2 separate regions of the Homo sapiens genome follow, and region 1 is linked to region 2. Evidence: read pairs that join two places in POLR2A ChIA-PET (ENCODE). Cell type or tissue: GM12878. All regions are shown on one strand. Links, peaks and the distances in the headings refer to the core of each region. The heading gives the core; the rest is flanking DNA.

Region 1 (6,568 bases), core at 2,716-5,215, 63 kb before region 2:
TGGGAAGATGGCAGTGGCTTTGTTTTTGGAAATTCACAAGAGGCAGTCTTATGAATTTGAGTATAAAGTTAGCCTATATCTCCATCAAAAAACAAAAAAAAAGCAAAAAAACAAAAATAATTTTTAAACTCACAACAAAAAACTCTGTCTCTGGGAGTACCTACACTAGCAATGAGTGGCCCATGAAAAATCCCAAAGGAAAAATTTTATCTTCCAGGCCCAGTGCTCTGTTTCTTTTTAGCTCCTGAATATGTACATTCTGACTTTTATGAAGGTTGGTTTAAAGCTCTCTGGATGTTTTGTTTTCCTTCTAGCACTTATCTCAATCAATTGTTATATTAACCTACCTCACTGCAGTGTCAGCTTCATAAGGACAGGATCTTGGTCCAGTACCTAGAAGGGGTACCTAGCACCTTTGGGTGCCTAATCAAAAGGGGTTGACTGCTTCTGGAGCTAGCTGGGTCTCTGTGGTCCTGTATCAGACATGGGCCTGAAGGAGGTCATGTCAGCCATTCCTTGGCCTTTTGACAAGATACCCTAGCCCAGGGGTGTCCAATCTTTTGACTTTCCTGGGCCACAGTGGAAGAATTGTCTTGGGCCACACATAAAATACACTAATACTAATGACAGCTTATGAGCTTACAGACAAATTGCAAAATAATCTCATAATGCAGGGCGCATGCGGCCCAGGACGACTTTGAATGCGGCCCAATACAAATTCATAAACTTGCTTAAAACATTATGAGATTTTTTTTGCGATTTTTTTTTTCAGCTCATCAGCTATCGTTAGTGTATTTTGTTTGTGGCCCAAGACAATTCTTCCCCTTCCAGTGTGGCCCAGGGAAGCCAAAAGATTGGACACCCCTGGTTTAGAGCTTGAGTTTGCGGTTTCAGTCTCCTGGGCAAATCACCTGACTTCTCAGATCCTGTTTTCCCGTTTGCAAAACAGAGATAATAACACCGTATTTCAACAGATTTCAGATGTCATTGATTAGATGTGCCGGTATTCTATGTGCCATTATTCTATGTGCCACTATTCTATGTGCCACTAAGAAAAAAAAAAAGCTGCTGATTAAATTATAATGCACATCAGCTGTAAGAGTGTGTTAGTTTTTCTATGGCCGCTATAACAAATTACCACAAATTTAGCAGCCTAACACAACAAATATGAATTATCTCACAGTTCTGTACATTGAAAGTGAGGGTGGGCTTGGCTGATTTCTCTCATCTGGGTTTTACAAGGCCACAATCAAGGTGTTGGCCTCTTATTGGGAGGCTTTGGGAAGAATTCATTTCTAGGCTCATTTAGGTTGTGGGTAGACTCCAGTTCCCTGCAATTACAGGATGAGGGCCTCCGGCTCTTTGCTGCCTCTTAGCTGGGAGGCATCCTCGACTCCTAGAGATCTCCCTCTGGTCCTTGCCCTTGAGCCCATATCAGAACTAGCAACATTATGACAAATCCTTCTCGTGCTTGGGATCTCTCTGATGTTTTTTTTTGTTTTTGTTTTTGCTGCATCTCTTTGCCTCCAGCCAGAGAAAATTCTGTTTTTAAGGGCTCCTTTGATTAGATCGGGCCCACCTATAGGGTACTCTCCATATATTAAGGTCAGTAACCTTAATTGCATAATGCAAAGTCCCTTTTGCCATGTAATGTAATATATTCACATGTTGCAGGGATTAAGACACAGACATCCTTGGAGCTTTCTGCCTACCATGAAGAATCATTCCAATTATCAGGGATCTTAAAATGTGAACAAAATATGCTTCTTAGAATTGATGAAACACCATATTTGGCTTAGGAATAAAACAGCTACTGATATATTTAAAGTACTTAGGGTGTTACTAGTAAGTGCTCAGATGTTAACTGTTGTTATAATTGACATCATTATCATAGTGGTCACGTAATATCCATCATCTTTAATATCAATTAAACTTATTTCTACAGTTAAATGCATTTATTAAACCCTAATTGAGAGAGTATAGTGTCCCGGCAGTAAACTGGATGAAGCTGATGATAGTTACCCTTTGAGTATCAGCATATGCTAGGAACTTCACATACACTTTCTCACTCCTTATAGTAGCTGAGCTAGGGAATACTGGCTCCATTTACAAGTGAGGAAGCAGGTTCTGAGAGGTTGAATACTGTGCTTGGAAGGTTATAGGCACAGTAGTGAGTGGTCTGACTCTGAAATCAGTACTCTTTTCATGGCACCGTTTTGCTGTCCAACAGCCTCTGGTAATACCACATTGAAAAGTGTGACAGGTGAGGCATCCGCCAGGTGGTCTGGAGGAATGGGCTTCTGGGAGTGGAAGGGACACAGGGAGGAGACACTGCCCTGTGTTGTCTCTCTCGTACTTGGATGTTTCTTTGCTATTTTTTGTGGACAAAGGCCCTGTCTCTTCATCTGTTTTTCAGTTGTTAATAAGCTCCAAGTTGATCTTTTTTTTTTTTTTGAGATGGAGTCTCACTCTGTCATCCAGGCTGGAGTATAATGGCACAATCTTGGCAACCTCCGCCATCCGGGTTCAAGCAATTCTCCTGTCTCAGCCTCCTGAGTAACTGGGACTATAGGCATATGCCACCACACCCAGCTAATTTTTGTATTTTTAGTAGAGACAGAGTTTCACCATATTGGTCAGGCTGGTCTTGAACTCCTGACCTCAGATGATCCGCCCACCTCGGCCTCCCAAAGTGCTGGGATTACAGGCGTGAGCCGCTGTGCCTGGCTGATCTTTTTTTTTTTTTTTAATTCAGCAAATGTTTATTGATTGTCTACTTGGGGGATACAACTGTGAACAAGATACACAAAATTCCTTGAGTAAAAATCACATGACGAGGTCAATTCAGAAAGGGGTAAGTGCTGTGAAGGTAGCAAAGCAGGGGACTGAGACAGAGAGATGGACTGGGGATGGAGGTGACCAGGAAAGACCACTCTTTGGAGGGGACATTTGAGCTGAGAGCTGAATGAGCAGGAGGCAGCCAGGTTAAATCTGGAGAAGAGCATTCCAGGTAGAGGGAACAGCCAGTGCAAAGGCACTGAGCTGGGAATAAGCTTCGCATGTTTGAGCACAAAAAGAAGGCTCCTGTGGTAGGAGTGTAAAGAACAATGAATGAGTGAATGCATGGTAGGAGATAAGTTTGGAGAAGTAGACAGAGAACAGATCACATAAGCCATTATAAAGAATCTGAATTTAATGAAAATGCAAATAAGAATTTGCAGGGAAATCTGCTTTTTGTTCAGAAATAAGCTGTAATGAGTGTGGCATTTTGCATACACACTGTGTTATTTTTGAAGGGAGGAAAGTTTAGGGTTTTGGAACTGCTGCTTTTTAAACTATTTTAAGTGTAACCAGTGCAAAGGGGAAAGAGGAGGAGGAAAGTGGTTTGGCAGAACTAGGGTAAAAATAGTGACTACCTGAATTCAGTAAACGAAGATCACAGTCTGTAGAATTTTCCTAAGACACAACTGTAGATTGTCTCAGGCTCTTCAAATTCAGATAGACATTTGCTGAAAACTGATCTCATCATCGTCCCCTTAAAACCTGCTTTCCTGCCTGTTTTCTGTAAGACATTTCCATCCACCCAGGTTGCTAAGCTCTGAACCCTTGAGTCATCAGGAACGCCTCCCTCCCCTTCATCTCTCCCTAGCTTGGACACCCTGCCCCCAACTAAAGCCTGGGTCCACCTCCTAAAGCGCCCGCATGTCTGCTTCTCCCTACCCCCATGCCTCTCACCTGGATTGTTGTTGTGGCTTCCTAACTGACCTTTACCCTGCACACTGCCACCAGCATGATTTCTTGAAAACATAAATTTCAGTGGGTCACTTCCTGAACTCATAGACAATAGAAAATTGTCTATGAGTTCCCCAAAGGCATCGCAGTCTAGTAATGAAGATTCACACTGCCCAGGTTCAAGGCCTCGTGATGCTTCTTACCACCTCTGGCTTGGGAATGTTTTTAACGGCTGTGTCTCAGTTTACTCATCTCTGAAACGGGTGTGATAATAGCACTTACCTCACAGATAAGTTATGAAATGTAAATGAGTTAATAGGTGTGAAGCACTCATAACCATGCCGGCCACACAGAAATCCTCAGTGAACATTATTCTTGATCTCTCTTTCCTTTGTAGAACAAGCTCATCTTTCTTGTGGCTCTCCACAATAGCTCCTACCTCCACCTTTCTCAGTGCCAGGCAAAGCTTGATCAGCAGACAGACCTCTTTGTTAGCAATCTGCAGCTAGATAAGTCCATATTTGGTAATTTTTATAGCAATTTGACCATCATTTTACATCTGTTGAATCTGATTAGGAACTGGACTTGTATTTTGTCCCATTTTTGGCAGTTCCTTTTCGCTGAATTTTTATGAAAGAATTGGTCCATATTGAATTGGAAGTAAAAAAAAAAAAAAAAAAAAAAAAAAAACCCCTGGTCTTTCCCCATGAATAATTTGAGAAGCACTTCTGTGTCCCCACACACCCACTATGTGATTCACATTGGCCAAGTTGTCCAAACTCACTGTGTAACCTTAAATCTCTCTGGATTTCCTCACACTGTTTCCTCTGCCTAGAATTTGTTAGACATTTATTAAGTACCTGTAATAAGTACAAGACTCTGGGGACATAAGGATGAATAAGGGTCTGCCTTTGCTTTTGAAAATGTTTCCTTCAAACCACCTAGTAAATTCCTACCAGTCTGTCGAAGCCTAGTATAGTTTCATTTTTTCCTTCATCCATTGAGAAAACATTTATTGACCAGGTGCAGTGGCTCACACCTGTAATCCCAGCACTTTGGGAGGCTGAGGTAAGAGGATTGCTTGAGCCCAGGAGTTTGAGACTAGCCTGGGCAACCTAGTGAAACCCTATCGCTACAAAAATTTTAAAAATTAGCTGGGTGCAGTGGTATGTGCCTGTAGTCCTAGCTACTCAGGAGGCTGAGGTGGGAGGATTTTCTGGGCCCAGGAGTTTGAGGCTGCAGTGAGCCATGATTGCACCACTGCACTCCAGCCTGGGCAGCAGAATGAGACATCGCAAAAAAAAAAAAAAAAAAAAGAAAGAAAGAAACAAAAGAAAACATTTATTAACATTTATTAAACACCAGACACCAAACACCAACTGTTTACTAAGCACCTGCTGCCTTCCCTTTCTTCCCTAAGGACCAGTAAGCTAATGAGGAAGACAGACACAAAAACAAATAATGACAGAATAATAGGCATGTTATATGGCAGTGTGAATACAGAAGTATGGAAGCACAGAGGAGGGGTGTGCCGGGCTATGCCTGAGCCAGGGCAAGGCACTGGGGAGATCAGGAATGGGGTCATAGTTAGGGTGGAGACAGTGTGTGGAAAGATTATGATCCAGGTTTTGGGCCCACAGCCAAAGCCCAGCTCTGCCATTCACTAGCCATGTGACTTTGAGAGACTGCCTCTCTGAACTTGCCAGGTAGGTAGGTATTGCTTTCCTTATCTGTAAAATGGGGAAAGCAGTACTTACCTACTTCACAAGGTTGTTTTGAGGCTCACTTGAGATTGTATACATAAAGTGCTCAGATGAGTACCTGACCATCAGTGTTTACCTGATGTCACCTTCTTGTCCTCTTCTCTCCCCCATCTCTGGACATATGTAAATTTTCTGCTGTCTGGGTTCCCAGTAGCATGCTATTCAGCCATCATACTAATTATTACATTGAATTATGTAGCTTTATCTACCACATTTCTGTTTGCTCTGTGGAATATATTGTACCCGTTGAATTCAGTGGCCTTTTTTTCATCTTTATATTGTCAGTGATAGGCAGTGTCCCATGCATAGAAGATTCAATTAATGTCTAGAGAAGTTGTATTGTATCAAAATAACTTAAAGCACTTTGCACTTTTCAAAAAGCTTTCTGAGGAGTCTAGTCAAACATTAATTTCCACTTTACAGATGGGGACACTGAGGCACTTTCTAGAAAGCTTCTGTTACTTGCACAAGGTCATGGGCTAGCAGAGGGCAAAGGTGGAGTTAGAGCCCCACACCTCTTGTTCTCCTGCTTTTGTGCTGCCTCATTAAATCTAGTGAGCTGGGAGTTGTCGGGTGCTGGCCAGGCTCAGGACGTCTTGTCACCGGGCCCTACCTGTCCTGGGAGGACGGCTGAGTACGCAGGAGTCAGTCCTGGAGAGAGCCCCATCTATACTCTTCCCCACCCCTCTGGCTCACTGCTGCCCCACAGGTATTTAGGAGTCACACCGTAAGTGGCAGGGCCCACCTGGAAACCTGGGGTGGGGATGAGGGCAGAGGTCTCCAGCTGGCTTGAGCTGGAGGCAGAGGGCCCTGTCCTAAGAGTGAATAATTTGTAACTAGACTGGAGGGTGAGTGTGTCCAGGAGGAACAGGAGTCCAGATGAAGGCAGGGGCTTGGAAAGTCGTGAAAGCCCTTGCACGCATATCCAAAGAGCAGTGAATCTGTTTCTTAAATTTCTTTACTCCCCTTCATAAACTTCCCAATACATTTCCCTTCCACCTTCTTTGAAAGGGTGCCCTTTGCACTCTGCCCAGGAGCACGCTCTATGCTCCAGTTACTACGGTCGGCTGTAA
Region 2 (6,568 bases), core at 2,544-5,043:
GATTATAATAATTACAGCCAACAGATATTCGCAGGTCACACAGGGAATGGGTGAAAGAGTCCGAACACAAACCCAGGCCTACCTGATTCCAGAATTCGTTTTCTTAATGGCTACACTGTATTGTCTCCCACAGTACTTTGGATGCAGTTAGGCACTTGACCAGTGTTTACTGAGGTGAATAGTTCTCAGACTATAGTTAGCCAACACAGAGAAGACTGCCTACGCAGGAACCATAGAGATCTTGACACTCCTCCCACCCAAAGCCACATGCCCTCTGGCCTCCATTAGTACTGTGGGATGTATATGCTGTTCCATGTGCTGGATTTCACCCCTAACTTCTTAAAACATTTTTTATTGTTGTATAATAGTTGTGCATATTTGGGGGATACATGTGGTATTTTGATCATGTATACAATGTATAATGATCAAATCAGGGTAATTGGGCTGTCCATCACCTCAGACATTTATCTTTTGTTTGTGTTGGGAACATTGCACATTTTTTTAGCTGTTTTGAAATATACAATAAATTGTTGTTGACTCTAATTTTTCTACTGTACTGTCAGATACTAAAACTTATTCTTTCTCCCTAACTGTATTTTGGGACCCCTTAACCAACTTTTCATCCCCCCCTTCCCTTCCCAGCCTCTGGTAACCACCATTCTAGTCTCTACCTCCATGAGGTCTACTTTTTTAGCTCCCATACATCACTCCTAACTTTTTGTTGGTAATAAGGTATTCCTCCATTGGAGCAATCAGGAAAAGGCAAATGTTTTTAAGACACGCTTCCACAGGGAGCATCTTAGCTGATTTTATTTGCTTCATGTTTTTCTCTCAAGGACTTTTTTGGGTGGGTTTGTTCTATAGTTGTATCCAACCTCATCTTTCAAGCATCTAAAAGCCAGGGCTGACAGGTTACCAGGGATGAGCCCAGCCCTCTCTGCTGTACTATCAATGTGTGCTCCAGTGTGCATATAGCAGCCACTCAGCCCCTGTCCAGCATGCTCCCCAATCCTGACACCAGGCCAATGCCAAGCTGTGTGAAGAGCAGAGAGGGGTCTGCTGCCCAGGTTAGCGAGCTGGCCGCTGCTACCAGCCAATAGTATTTCATCGTCATGGCGAAATACTAGGTCTGAGGAGGGATAGCAGGACCCAGGCCACATTAATCCTTCTCCAGGTGTATTAGTTCAGTCCCAAGGGTTTGGTTGTTTGTTTATTCTAATGTGTTGCTGCAATAGGAAACCCAAAGCTAGGGCTGGACGCAGTGGCTCACACCTGTAATCCCAATACTTTGGGAAGCCTAGGCAGGCAAATTGACTGAGGTCAGGAGTTTGAGACCAGCCTGGCCAACATGGTGAAACCCCATCTTTACTAAAAATACAAAAATTAGCCAGGGGTGTGGTCGTGGGTGCCTGTAATCCCAGCTCCTCGGGAGGCTGAGGCAGGAGAATTGCTTGAACCTGGGAGGCAGACACTGCAGTGAGCCGAGACCGTGCCACTGCACTGCAGACTGGGCGACAAGAGTAAAACTCTGTCTCAAAAAAACAAAAAAGGAAACCCAAAGCCAAACTAAAACCTCCTTTTCAGACCTGCGATTCTGAGCACAGAGACTCGTTTATGTAACCCCTGTCCATTGCTGCGTTTTCTTTTTAAGTGAGCTGAGCCATCTCAAATCTTTCTCAGAACTTCCCAACACTCCCCAGTGTCCTTGGGGACCCCTAGTTCAGCCTTCTCAAAGAAAGCAGTGCTTTTCCTTCTGAATTTTTCTCCCTGTAAATACAAGATTTTTTTCCACTGTGACCAAAATCACACATATCAAAGGAGATGGAGAGGGAGTTTGGAGCTTCTGGAGGGAAGGCAACAGTCAGTATAGAGCAAGGTCCCCCGGAAGGCAGGAGGGCATGAGGTGGAAAGCCCTAGTGGAAAGGCTCCCATTTGTGATAGTCCCTTTGGCCCTACTGCTTGGCATCTTCCAGCCATGTCGGTCTTTGGTTGCCTTTCCAGTATGCAGCTGGAAGCAGGTTGGTGTTGGCTTTGTCATTAAAGAGCTAGTGGACACTTGAGTGACGGAAGGAGACATGAGTGATGAGCCAAAGGAGATTCTGGGCTCATGCGAATGTTTTTCTTTCTCTTGTCTAGAGTGGTGCTTCCTGCCTGTTTCCTCATGTAGGCTGATCATTCCTAATCCAGGAATCTGAAATCCTCCAAAATTCAGAAATTTTTTGAGCACTGACATGACACCAGAAGTGGAAAATTCCCTGTCTGACACCTTTGCTTTGTGATGGTTCAGTGTGAACAAACTTTGTATCATACACAATATTTAAAGTATATAAAATTACCTTCAGGCTCTGTGTATAAGGCCTATATGCAACATAAATGAATTTCAAGTTTAGACTTGGGTCTTATCCCCAAGATATCTCATTATGTATATACAAATACTCCAAGATCTGAGAAAAATCCAAAAATTTAAAACATTTCTGGTGACAAGCATTTTGAATAAGGGATACTCAACTTAAATGGCACATTTAGAAAAGTCGTACTATAGCATGGAGGAAGATGCCCACAGCTGGAGGCTCTGGATGGTCCAGGCCCTGTCAGGCCACCTGGGGCTGAGGCATACCTGAACCTCAGCAGGGTACACCGGCTGAGAAGCCCTGGTACAGAGAATCATAAACCTTGCAGTGCAGATGACCCGGGCAGACCAGTTGATTGGTTTTAGAGATTGGCCCAGCTTCTTGATAGGACCTGTGAAAAAGCTGGGGGTCAAAGAGGTATGACCCCTTGAACTAGATCACAGAGGAATCTGTGGCCATGCTGGGACCAGAGCCATTCCTGTGCTCACCTAACTGTGAGATGTGGTAAATGAGGAGGCGGAGCGTCACATCACACACATATGCACACACACGTGCACTCATGCTCACACCAGGTTAAAACCATCACACCCTATCTTGTGGCCTCCAAGTCAAACCCACTCCCCATCCTGAACCCAGAAGATGGGAAACTGGTGTCCAGAGCCATCATCCTTTGAGCAGCAGCCATAGCACCACATGCTCTTGAAAACCCAGGCCTGACATTATTTGTCATTAACCTGTTTCCAGCCTGAGAAACCTGTGGTATTCCACAATGAATTACTGTAGCAGCCCCTCAACTGGCCTTGCTGACTTCAGCCTTGTCTCTCCTACCTCATATTACAGTCAGAATTAGCTTTTTATAAACTACAGACCTGATCATGCTACTCTTCTTTTTATTTATTATTTTTTTGGTCCCTTCCTGTATGATAAACTTACCCTTTGTGTTCAGATACTCTTCTGAGAAACCTTCTCAATGCACCAGGTCTGGCCTTGGAATCTCTATTGCACCCTCTACCTTACCTATTATAACATTTACTGCACTCTTTTGAAGTTGTCTGTTTTTCTTCCTCCCACTCCCACACTCTAAGCCCCTTGAGGACAATGGGTTCGTCTTACCTGGCTGAGCCCCAGGGCCAGGCACAAGTAAGATGGGCATTCAGCACACATCCAGTGGGCAGCTCTGCTGCTCAAACTTTTATTTTTTTGCTTCACTGTACAAAGCCTAGTTCTGCTTGTTCTATTTTAAGGCTTTAGCATCTTGGTGGATCAAGGCTGTCATATAAACAAACAAAACCTTACTACCAGTGATCTCCTAGAACCAGGATATATTTAGCACTATTTGTCGGTAATTACTGTTCGTTATGACCTTAGGACATTATAAAAGTCCTAAGTGCTCTTGACTCATCAGAGGCAAATTAAATTATTCCTTTAGCAAACATTTTGAGTATCCACTTTGCACAAAGCATGTGTTCAGTACAGTGAGGTATATAAGGATGGATGTGATAGGTTTGCCTCCTAGAGTGGACTGTAGAGCTTTTATATTTTGTTCATGTTTCTTCCTACATTGAACATTTGTAAAAATAAATGAAGAAATTAAGCCCCTGAAGAAGGCCCATCTACAGGTTGTGAGACCTTATAGTGTGAGGCCGGAAGACGATGCTGGCTCTTCATTCAATCTCAAGAGTAGGACAAGCCACCAGCCTCTGGGAGATACAAGGATCTATCAAAATGCAAATGCTGCCCTTAAAAAGACCACAGTCTAAAACAAGAAACAAGATTTGTACCTAATAAGTACCTCTAAGACAAAATAGGAAGTGAAAAGTGCCCAAGAATCTGTAATCTGTTTGAGCTCCAAGTAACAGAAAACCCAATTCAAAATGGCCTAAACCAAAGGGAACTTACCATCTCATATAAAAAGAAGTCCACATGTAGTCTGCTTCCAGTTTGGTAATTCAGCAGCTCAACACCATCAAGCTCTTTCCACCTACTCTGCTATCCTCAGAGCATCAGCAAGCTCTCCTCCTAGGTACAGAAAGGTCAAAGGCATCCCATCCTCTTGTAACAACGCCAAGGCGGACAGATAAAGAACTGTTTCTTATGCATCTCTCTATGAATGAAGAGACCTTTCAAAATTCCCAAGCCAACCTCCCCTCATGTCTCACTGGTCAGAACTGGGGCACATGCCCACCACTAAACACTCAGAAGTGGTCTGGGGCCATCCATGTGGCCTAGACCAATCTGGATTTACCTTCATCACATGAGGAAAGAGTGAACTTGTTCTACCAGCAGAGAGGAGGGAGTTAGATGGCTGTCAGGTAGCAGGCTGGAGTGCCTGCTACACAAGGAGTGATTAAAAACCTTCCACTGCTCAGAGGAGAGCAAGGAAGTCCTCACGGAGTGGCCTCTAATGCAGAAGACCAACAAGTGTGCTCGGTATCCTGATGGGAGAGACGGAGGTGCTGTGGCTTCCTGCATCAGCACTGCTTCCTGCAGGAAGCGATATCTAAACTGTGGACAGAACTTTAAAAGGGGAGGGTCACAGTCAACTTTTCTTTACAGAAACATCACTTTGGGTGTGCAGAGTGGATTGAGGGGAGGTAGAGAGACCAGCTAGACAGCCATGGCTGTGCTACAGTGATCCAGGGGCCAGCTGCTTATACTCCCAACTAGGGTGGGGCAGTGGGGTAAAAATATACTAATTTGAGAAATATTGAGGTGGCGTAAGCAGGACTTGGAGACAGAAGAAGGGGTGTGGTGGAGGAGTGGGGAGTCCAGAACGACTCTGGGGTGTCTGGCTTCGGCAGCTGCCTGGATGACAGTGCCACTCCCTGAGCTGGAGACCACAACAATAGGCGGAGGTTTGTGGTGGGGACAGGAATGATGAGTTCAGGTATGACCGGGGCTTAGTGTGTGGGAGGTAGGCGTGGTTGGGACCAAGCTGAAGAGGTGACCGGCAGTCATAGCACACAGCACCTGTGGGCCAGGCCAAGAGCTTGCCCTCCAGCTGCCCAGAAATCTGTACAGAGTTGGAGGTGAGGAGAGATGAAGGAAAAGAAATAACATGCGCAGAGGTGGGGAGCTCACAACTCTCCGGGCACGACCGGGAACAGAAAGTTGTTACACTGAGCTGCACAAAGTGGCCCAGAGGAGAGTGGCCAAAGGGGCAGGGCATGCTGGAATGACAACAGCAGCCCGTGTAGGGCAGCCTCATGAAGAGGAGAAGGGAGCGCCTACCTTTACCCTGGCAGAGTGCTCACATACACTGCCACACTTAACGCCCGCCACCTGTCCTGCTGGGCAGGCATTCTCTCACCGACACCACAAAAACAACTCAGACAGAAACCACCCAAGGGGATCAGGGCAGTTCTAGAAGTAGCTCCCCGTTTTCCAGTCTCAGGCCAGTGCTGTCTTTACTACAGACCCCTTCAAAGATCTTTATTCACCACTGACCGAACACTTTAGTAAGTGCTAGGGATACAGAGCACAGTCCAGTGTGGGAGGTACAGAAAGGCAAATTGCAAACCCAGCAGTGAAGCATGGAGGCAGAAGCTGAGCTGTGAATGCTTTTCATGCTTGGAGGGGAGGTGCATGCGAACAGCTGATTCATGGAAGGTATCGGGGCTGCCCTGGCCCCCGCTTCAGTTCTGGCTGGCCTGCCCACCACTCCTTACTTTATGAAGTAAATTTCCTCCAGTCGCAGGACTTGTCATGGGTGATGTTCACTGTAGGGCATGAATTGAAACTCAGCAAGTACAGATTGAGAATCGCTTATCTGAAATGCTTGGATCCAGAAGTGTTTCAGATTTCAGGTTTTTTTTTTTTCAGGTTTTGGAATATTTACATTATATACTTACCAGTTGAGCATCCCAAATTTGAAATGCGTCAGTAAGCATTTCATTTGAGTGTTATGTCAGAGCCCAAAAAGTTTCAGATTTTGGAGGATTTTGGATTTTCAGATTTGGGATGCTCAACTTGTATTTGAAAACAAGAACTTAAAAAAAAATTCTTTCAACATAATTACCAAACACCCACTCTATATTCAGCAGTGTTCCATGTGCTGGGCATTGAAAGGTTAAGTAAGACATGGGTCCTGCTGTTGTGGAGCTAAGTAGGGAAGAGGGCACATGGACAGACCATTGTAGTATGACAAAGTGAATGCAGTGGTGACACTGTAGGAAGCAAAGGGAGGCCAATAATTCAGCGTAGCAGTCACCTGGAAA

The links. ChIA-PET counts read pairs that join two places held together with the same protein. Peaks named below come from ENCODE experiments on the same cell type or tissue, not always from the same donor. Only the 100,000 strongest peaks of a DNase experiment are listed, where the experiment ranks them.
Region 1: POLR2A ChIA-PET joins it to region 2 with 8 read pairs; 12 of 35 experiments call an interaction of 5 or more read pairs at or near these places.

What each region holds. Positions count from the first base shown.
Region 1 is chr1:67,816,268-67,822,835 of GRCh38, reverse strand. The region is part of intron 1 of GNG12 (G protein subunit gamma 12); the gene reads left to right. Among named protein-coding and RNA genes, the nearest start is that of GNG12-AS1, 13 kb to the left of the region's middle. RefSeq lists an enhancer at 3,476-3,770. In GM12878, for the core only: no CTCF peak of the experiment used is centred there; no DNase peak of the experiment used is centred there.
Region 2 is chr1:67,752,956-67,759,523 of GRCh38, reverse strand. The region is part of intron 2 of GNG12 (G protein subunit gamma 12); the gene reads left to right. It overlaps LOC105378781 (a long non-coding RNA gene), which reads right to left and starts at 4,776. Exons shown (of 4, transcript XR_007066163.1): 1 at 4,251-4,776. In GM12878, for the core only: no CTCF peak of the experiment used is centred there; a DNase peak (open chromatin) is centred at 4,093.